Regions from separate parts of the Homo sapiens genome. Here region 2 is linked to region 1. Evidence: read pairs that join two places in POLR2A ChIA-PET (ENCODE). Cell type or tissue: PC-9. All regions are shown on one strand. Each heading gives the region's core, and the rest is flanking DNA. Links, peaks and the distances in the headings are about the cores only.

Region 1 (4,388 bases), core at 315-4,314:
GGATGAGCGACCCCACGCATGGACTGGTCTCTGCAAGCACTGATGAGACAGACCTGGGCACATCGTGATTTGCAGTTTCCCTGGGAAGGGGAATGGGGATAGCAGACACGTTCAAGACTAGGAATGAGAATAGAATTTGGAGAAAACCGTATTCCACACTCTGGCAATATGTTTGCAAACCTGGGGGGAAGGACTCCCCAGGATATGAGTCTCCTCAAGGGGATGCCAGGTCAGATTCTCGGGTGAAACCTGGCTCGATCACTCACTAGCTGTGTGACCTTATGCAAATCACTTAGCCTCTGTGTTCTTCAGTTCCTCATCTCTCATGGAAATAATGATAGTTTCTGCCTCTTGGGTGCTTGTGAGGACTAAAGGAGTTCATACATGGAAGTGCTCAGACCTGGCACATAGCAAAGGGTCAGGAAGGGGTGGAGTTGTTATTAAACGATGCTGGCACACAGGTTGTGCATCTGCAAAAAAAAAATACAACGTGTGGGCTGGGCGCGGTGGCTCACGCCTGTAATCCCAACGCTTTGGGAGGCCGAGGCAGATGGATCACAAGGTCAGGAGTTCAAGATTGGCCTGGCCAAGATGGTGAAACCCCATCTCAACTAAAAATACAAAAATTGGCCGGGCGTGGTGGCAGGTGCTTGTAGTCCCAGCTACTCAGGAGGCTGAGGCACAGAATTGCTTGAATCCGGGAGGCAGAGGTTGCAGTGAGCCGAGATCGTGCCACTGCACTCCAGCCTGGGTGACAGAGTGAGACTCTGTCTCAAAAAAAAAAAAAAAGGAAGAAAGAAAGAAAAAGAAAAAGAAAATCAATGTGCATTTCCATTTGCATTTGTAAAATCAACTCTTGATGGATTCAAAGTGAATAATAAAACAATAAAAATCTTAGCAGAAAATTAGGAATTAATCCTGGGGCAAGGAGTACCCTCCTAATCTAAACTAAAACAGGAGAGTTCTATTTAGCTTTATAAAAACTTTTATATAACAAAATATACCATAAATAAAGTCCGTGGATAAATGATAGATTCAGGAAAATACTAGTGATGCAGATGGCTGTAATATACAAAGAGCTCCTAGACACTGACAAGGAAAACACAAACCCTTCCAAGAAATGGGCAAATGCCAATGGCCATTGCACAGTGAGGAATGCACCAGCCACTAGGCGGCAGGGAAACGGCAGAGTGCCACACACTGCCAGGCCAGCTGGAACTACAACAGCCCCTTAGGGCCACCTTGGTGGATAGTCACCGGCAACACCTGTGAAGACTGACAAAGCCAGCATCCCTGGGATCTAACACGCAGAAATACACACGCCAAGACATGCAAAGCGGCCCATGGAGCATTGATCCAAAGTGGAAGGCAAAGTGGTCTCCCATCCACGGGGAACATTGTGGTTGCTTGCACATTCTACATGCTTACCACTGCTTTCACACGGCCATGAGGAGGAATGGACTCCAGCTCCCGGCCGCCCCGGAGGGAGTGGGGTCAGAAGATGCAGAAGAGGGTGCATGATGAGGCTCTGCTTTTAAAATGCTGACAGCTTCCAGTGTGTCATGTACATTTTTGTGTATGTCAAATAAGCACTGAGAAAAACTTAGGGAAAATATTGTGGATTACAGATGAGACACTCATATTGAGAAAGGGGCAAACCAAGTACGTACAAAAGAAAAAGTCTGAGCTAAACAATGTGTATTATGTTTGTAAAATTACATTTGTGTGATTATTGTGAAGAAACAAAACTTAAATTTTCTTTGCATTTTTCGAGTAAACATTATATTTCATGTGTGATGAGGGTGCATTCCGTGTCCGTTAAGATCCAGGACGGGGCTTCCCAGACCCCAAGAGACTGGCAGTACCAACCCAAGCGTGCCCTGGCATGTCCTCCTGGCATGCCCGCTGTGTCCCTTCCAGGATGGCCGGGGTGTGGGCTGGTCTGCAGAGGCTCTGCAGCTGGGGCTGCAGCCAGGCGGTGACTCAGGCAGGTTCCGCCTGGGCTAGGAGGGCCGGGCATTCCTGCTGTGAGGCTGCCCGTGCCTAACTCACCATGACTTGCACTTTGCTGCCATCCTGCCTGGCAGGCTGACTTAGCCAGGATGGCCCTAGTACCCACTTCCCCTCCAGCCAGCACTCATGCCTTCTGCCCCGCTAAGATGCCCTTTGTCCTGACTCGGCAGAGGCTTCCTGGGAGCCAGGGCCTGGGCCTGGGAGCCACAGCTTCCTGGGAGCAGGAAAGTCCAAGGGAGATGGGGTGAGGACTGGGGCCTCTGCAGCATCTTAGGGGAGGCTCCCCCTTGCTCGCACTCACCTCCGCTGGCTGCAAACCTGCAGCTTCTCTGACCCAAGGCACTATGACTGGCAGCAGATAAAGAGATGAAGAAGCCCCAGAAGTCCTTTCCTACAAGTCCCCAGAAGGTGTGGACACAGTGGGGAAATTGCCCCGGGCACAGCCAGTTCTGCTGACTTCATGCCTCTCCAAAGAGGGGCTTTGTAACAGTAACAGAGGGCTTTGTAACAGACTGACTGCTCTTGGCTGGGCACGGTGACTGGATTACAGCTCTCTGTGGCCTTCAACTCCTGGGCTCAAGCGATCCTCCCACCTCAGCTTCCCCGAGTAGCTGGGACTGCAGGTGCGTGCCACCACGCCCAGCAGATTTTTACATTTTTTGTAGAGATAGGGTCTTGCTTGGTCACCCAGGCTGGTCTCAAACTCCTGACCTCAGGTGATCTGCCCGCCTCTTCCTCCCAAAGTGCTGGGATTACAGGTGTGAGTCACCGTGCCTGGCTGAACACTAAGTCGTATTATTTCTACCTAAATATGTGTTTGTACGCACTAAGCAAGCTCTCTTTATTCCCCCACCTCCCCACCCTTCCCAGCCCTGGTAACCACCGATCTATTCTCTATCTTCATGAGATCCACTTGTTTGGCTCCCACACATGAGGGAGAACATGTGGCATTTGTCTTCCTGAGTCATAACACTTTTAACCAACGGGGAGGTCCCTGAGACCCACTGCCTAATTTTCTCCTTTCTACTCTCTCTTTTTTTTTTGAGACAGGGTCTACCTGGTCACTCTGTCCCCCAGGCTGGAGTGCACTGGCATGATTACAGCTCACTGAAGCCTCGACCTCCTGGGCTCAAGTGATCCTCCCGCTCAGCCTCTCAAGTAGCTGGGTGCATGCCACCACGCCCAGCTAATTTTTTTTTTTTTTTTTTTTTGAGATGGAGTCTCGCTCTGCCCTCATCCAAGTTGGAGTGCAGTGGCGCAATCTTGGCTCACTGCAACCTCCACCTCCCAGGTTCAAGCGATTCTCCTGCCTCAGCCTCCCGAGTAGCTGGGATTACAGGCATGCACCACCACGGCCAGCTAATTTTTGTATTTTAGTAGAGATGGGGTTTTACCATGTTGGCCAGGCTGGTCTTGAACTCCTGAGCTCAAGTGATCTGCCCGCCTCAACCTCCCAAAGTGCTGGGATTACAGGCGTGAGCCACCGCACCCAGCCTCCTTCCTTTTTTTTATTTTTTGTAGAGATGAGTCTCTCTATGTTGCCCAGGCTCCTTCTACTCGTATAAAGAAAGTGGTTTCCCCTCCCAACAACTATATCTAATCTAAATGTTCCTTGAAATTTAAGCAAACTCGCTATTCATTCATTCATTCATTCATTCAACACTTTTTTTGCTAGCTTTGGGTGAATTTGCTGAAAATCGTCTTGCTAAATGATTGCTTTTCCATCAGAGGGATGGTTAGGTGTAGTGGGCTGCTTCCGTATCTTCAGAGGTCTCCCTTGTGCCAGGATATGGTGCTGAACAAAAGTTGAGATCTCTGCCTTTGTGGACATTCCAGTCCAAGGGGGAATAAGGAGAGACATAGTCACACAAACAAAGATATGAACGCAGGTTGTGACAGGTTCCTGGAAGTAAGGAAGGTTTTATTTGAGAGGTGAGAGAGGTCAGGGAAGCTGAGATCTGAACATGGATAAGAGTTAGTCTGGTGCAGAGTGGAAGAAAAAGTGTCCCAGGGAGCAAGAACAGCATGTGCAAAGGCCTTGTGGTAGGAAATTGCCTGGTTAAGTCAAGGAATGCCAGCAGACTGGAGTGCAGTGAGAATGGTGGGAAGTGGTGCGAAGTGAGGCTGGCAAGGCAGCCAGGAGCCAGGCCAGGCAGGGGCTCACAGGCCATGGGAGGAAGCTTCCTGACAGCAAGGGGGTGCCACCCAAGGATGTGAATCAGGGGAGAGACATGCTCAGGTCCTTATCGTCCGCATGTCTCTCTGGCAGCCACTTGGAGAAGGCAGCTGAGCCTGACTCAAGGAGAGTAGGTAGAGGGCAAGAACAGTGGCCTGGGAGAGAGAGAGTGAGTGACAGCCCAGGTGAGGATGAGGCA
Region 2 (4,388 bases), core at 76-4,075, 430 kb after region 1:
AAATTTGTCTATTACTCTTTTCAATTACTGACTTGTCTTTACGGATACTATTATGTGTTTATGTTCTTTTCATTAATTTCTATCTTTATCCTTATAATTTCCTTTTATTTTACGTCAGTGTAATGCTATTCTAACTTCATTATATCTTTTTTACTAATGTGAACATTTAGAGCTATAAATTTATTTTACTATTGCTTCAGTTGTCCCACAAATTCTTATGTAAAAATATACTATTGGCCAGGCGCAGTGGCTCATGCCTGTAATCCCAGCTCTCTGGGAGGCCGAGGTGGGTGGATCACCTGAGGTCGGGAGCTTGAGACCAGCCTGATCAACATTGAGAAACCTCATCTCTACTAAAAATACAAAATTAGCTGGGCGTGGTAGCACATGCCCGTAGTCCCAGCTACTCGGGAGACTGAGGCAGGAGAATTGCTTGAACCCGGGAGGCAGAGGTTACAGTGAGCTGAGATCACGCCATCGCACTCCAGCCTGGGCAACAAGAACAAAACTCCGTCTAAATATATATTTAATTTGGTTCTAAATATATCTGATTTTCATTATAATTTTTTCTGTGACTCAAGAATTTAGAAGTGTTCTTAAAATTTTAGGTGTATGAAGGTTTTCTACTTATCCTTTTAACTGATTTTTTACATAAGTGTACTGTGATCAGAAATTGTGTTATATGTGATACCAATTTTTTGCAATTTGTTGAGACTAGCTTTTCTGTCTAGGACATCATCAATTTTTTCCAAGTATTCTGCATGTGACTGCAAAGAATGTGTATTCTCCAATTGCTGGGAACAACAAATTCATAAGCTTATGGATTGTGCCGCTCAAATTTTCTTATATCCTTATTACTTCTGAAATGTTCTCCCAAATTATTTCCCATTTCCGATGCTCTTCATTCTGTCCTGAAGATCTGAGTTTCCATCTGGTTTTCCCTCCTATCAGCCTGAAGAACTTCTCTTAACATTTCTGTGGTACAGATGTGCTGGCAACAAATTCTCTTAGTGTTTTATTAACAGATGTCATCCTTTCAACTTTACTCTTCAAGAACACTTTCACTGAATACAGAATTCTGGGGGTTGGCAGTTTTTGTTGCTGTTGTTGTTTCCAAATTTAAAATATCTTTTTTAAAAAAATTATCAATTCTTGGAAGAAAGATGATTTTGCTAGCAATGGCTTTCTAGTTGACTGTGTTTTTCTTGCAGCACACTGAAGACTCTATGCCACTCAGACATCTACTGTTGCTGTCAATAAGTTAGCTATCCATTTAGTTGCCATTTCTTTGTAATGAATGGCCTGTTCTCTGTAGGTTTATTTAAGGTATTTTCTTCCTCTGGTGTTCTGCAGTTTCCTGATGATATGTCCAGGTGGGGATTTCTTTGATTTATCTTGCTTAGGATTCACCAGGCTTCCTGGATCTGAGAAGGAGCATCTTTCCAAAATTCTGGAAAACCCTGTCAGCTTTCAAATATTAGCTCTTCTGAAACTCCAAACAGATATGTGTTAGGTGTCCTCACTCTGCTCCCGTGTTTACCCCCAGCCACACTGATTCCCAACTGCTTCCCAAATGCCTGGCATCTTCTGGGCCTCTCCGGCCCTCTTATTTTCTCTTCCTGCCTTCTCTGACTCCTCTGGAATCCCCCCCTTGACTTTTAGATCACTTATCATACAGCACCATAACTATTATTTAACTATGAGTCTCTCATGCACTGTAAACTCCCTGGAGTGAGGGCTACCTTCAGCCCTGGCACCAGACATTAGGGTGGCACCCAGCAAGCTTGTGACAGCCTGGCTGAGCTCTGAGGCCTAGAGAAAGGCAGCAGAAGGTGGCAGTGATGTGTCAATCTCAGAAGACCAGGGAATGCTCCCCTGAGCCTCCGAGACAACTAGTCTCTTCCCTCATTCCTACTCTGAATTCTACAAATGCTTCTCTTAAAAGCCCCAGCTCTGCTGCTCAAGGATGGACAGGTGAAGAGGAGACTCCTTGGCTTTCAAAAAGATGAACCAACTGCTAGGCATCCTACATGTAGCTTCATGCCTTCTCGTCTCTGAAATGCTGAATAGCTTTAGTAAGGGCCTATTAAGCCACACCAGCCACTACCTTTTTTTTTTTTTTTTTTTAGAGACAGGTTCTTGCTCTGTCACCTAGGCTGGAGCGCAGTGGTGCAATCACAGCTCACTGCAGTTTCAACCTCCTAGGCTCAAGGGATCCTCCCACTTCTGCCTCCCAAGTAGCTGGGACCACAGGCACACACCCCCATGCTGGCTGATTTTTTTATTTTTTGTAAAGATGGGGTCTCCCTATGTTGCCCAGGCTGGTCTCACAGGTTTCAGTTGTCCCACAAATTCTTACGTAAAAATATATTATTGGCCAGGCGCAAGGAGACACTGCACCTGGCCCACCAGCCACTATCTTGGTGGCCTTTTTCACTTTTGGCCGGGATCAGCTACTGGCTAGCTGTAGCAGCACTAGGAGGGAGAGGAGGAGAGTGCTGCCTTCACTCCTTCCCAAGCTTGCCCCGGCGATGGGGGCCTGGCCAGGCCAAAGCAGATGTCAATCTGCAAGCTTTGTTCCCAACATCCCATGGATACTTGTGCCTTTCGTTTCCTCATGGCCTGTCCACTCCTGTTTGGACTCAGGGCTTCTCCTGCTACTGCCCCAGAACCCACAACCTTCTAGAGGCTCCAGAAATAACTGTTTCCATCCAGAAGCTTCTTCTGACACTTCACTCCTCGTCTTCCAGTGTCTCATGCAGATCGTCCTCCCCCAGGACTGAAGCTGCCCTTGCCAGGTCCACCTCTGCTCGACATGGGGAAGGGGCTATCAGTAAACAAAAATCTGCCCCCTGCTGGAATCACACTGTAGAGACAAGCCCTCACTCTAACCCCCTGCAACAGGACACCTTGTGGGTCCTCAGCTCTCTGTCCCAGCTGGACGTAAGTGGCATGGTGGAAATGACAAATCAGGGAGAGAGCTGACTGCAAGCCGAAGAGCTGTGGTGTGACTTCAGGACTGCGGTGACACAACACAGAGGACACGGGAGACCTGGGGCCAAGTGCCAGGCTGATTCTGGCCCCCTGTGGAGCCTGGGGGAGTCAACATGCCTTCCTCACTGCCCATGCTCAGCAGCCCAGCTGTGCCTGGATAACAGACTGGAGCCTCGCTTTCCCTGCAGCCCTGACCATGCATCATCTCCCCTGCACAATATCTCACTCCCCAGCTACTATCCCTTCCCACTTGCCTCTGTCAGGGGACATGCCCCGGTTACTTCTATCCCCCACTCCTGCTTTCTCCTGCAAGGATGCCCTGGTTCTCCTTGGAAGAATTCTCCCCTCACCCACTTCCAGTCAGTCTCAAAAGGGACAGATCCTGCCCTGGCAACAGAAAAGGGTTCTCACTGGTTAAAGTCAATCTGCAAAGTGTCCCCAACTCCAGTCCCCCATCCCTAAATCCCAGAAATGGTACTGGAGCTACAGAGAAATCCACTCTCTCTATTCCCTGGGCTGTGTTAACTGGGACTATGAGGTGGGCACCAGAGGCAGCCACTGTGCGTGCCAGAGCAAAGGGTTGAGCTTCTGAGGTGAACAACACAGCAAAGGGGGTCTGAGTGTTGGTGGTCACCTCCTAGCCACTGGGTCAAGCTGAGGGCAGCATCACATCTCGAACAAACTGGCTCCCCTGACATACTGTATGTGGGGCACTTGCTGGGAAGGCCCAGCCCCCACTCTGCAGCCTCTATGCCAGCCCGCCATGCAGTTCCCACTCTAAACCCAGCTCAAAACCCTTCTCAGGGCACTCATGCCGCTTGTGTGCATGTGAGACTGCATCTGTCCCCCTTGCCAAAGCATGTGCTCCATGAGAACATCGGCTGGGTCTGCTTTGCTGCCCATCCCCGAGATCCAAGCCTGACACACAGAGGGTGTGCTCCATCACTAACTAGGGATTGAAGAGAGGTCACAAGGATCAAGGGACCCACAGGACCTCAGGCTGGCAGGGACTTTGCAGTTTATCTGCATCTCTGCACACTGGAGTTCAGTGACCACTTCTAACAGGTTCTGGATAAATGTCCAATTCAGGGGCTCAGAAACACAACCAGATTAGAGTGGCCCATAATCTCCATCCTGATTATCTAAGACATGGAGCTTTCAAGTGTCTTAGACTGAGTGGTATTCATGCACCCTGGGCCAGGGGGCACCAGACTAGTGGTTCTCAACCATGGTTCTTCTTGGGAAGCTCTTAGGGATTTTAGTAAAATACTGATGCTGTCCTCTGCATACACACAGATTCTGGGGTGGGCCTGAGCATTTGGATTTTTAGAAGCTACTGAGATGACTCAAATGGGCAGACAGGATGCATAAGAAACACTGAGCTCTGGGTGCAC

Evidence for each region. ChIA-PET counts read pairs that join two places held together with the same protein. Peaks named below come from ENCODE experiments on the same cell type or tissue, not always from the same donor. Only the 100,000 strongest peaks of a DNase experiment are listed, where the experiment ranks them.
Region 2: POLR2A ChIA-PET joins it to region 1 with 6 read pairs; 2 of 35 experiments call an interaction of 5 or more read pairs at or near these places.

The regions. Positions count from the first base shown.
Region 1 is chr17:19,750,831-19,755,218 of GRCh38, reverse strand. No RefSeq gene overlaps it. Among named protein-coding and RNA genes, the nearest start is that of ALDH3A1, 4.7 kb to the right of the region's middle. RefSeq lists a silencer at 189-328 and enhancers at 1,906-2,436, 1,289-2,488. In PC-9, for the core only: CTCF peaks have their summits at 1,013 and 1,215 (motif pointing right); DNase peaks (open chromatin) are centred at 1,228, 2,048, 2,818, 3,168 and 1 weaker place; H3K4me3 peaks cover 2,202 bases; H3K27ac peaks cover 4,000 bases.
Region 2 is chr17:19,320,480-19,324,867 of GRCh38, reverse strand. All of the region lies in intron 7 of EPN2 (epsin 2), which reads right to left. Among named protein-coding and RNA genes, the nearest start is that of EPN2-AS1, 16 kb to the right of the region's middle. In PC-9, for the core only: no CTCF peak of the experiment used is centred there; no DNase peak of the experiment used is centred there.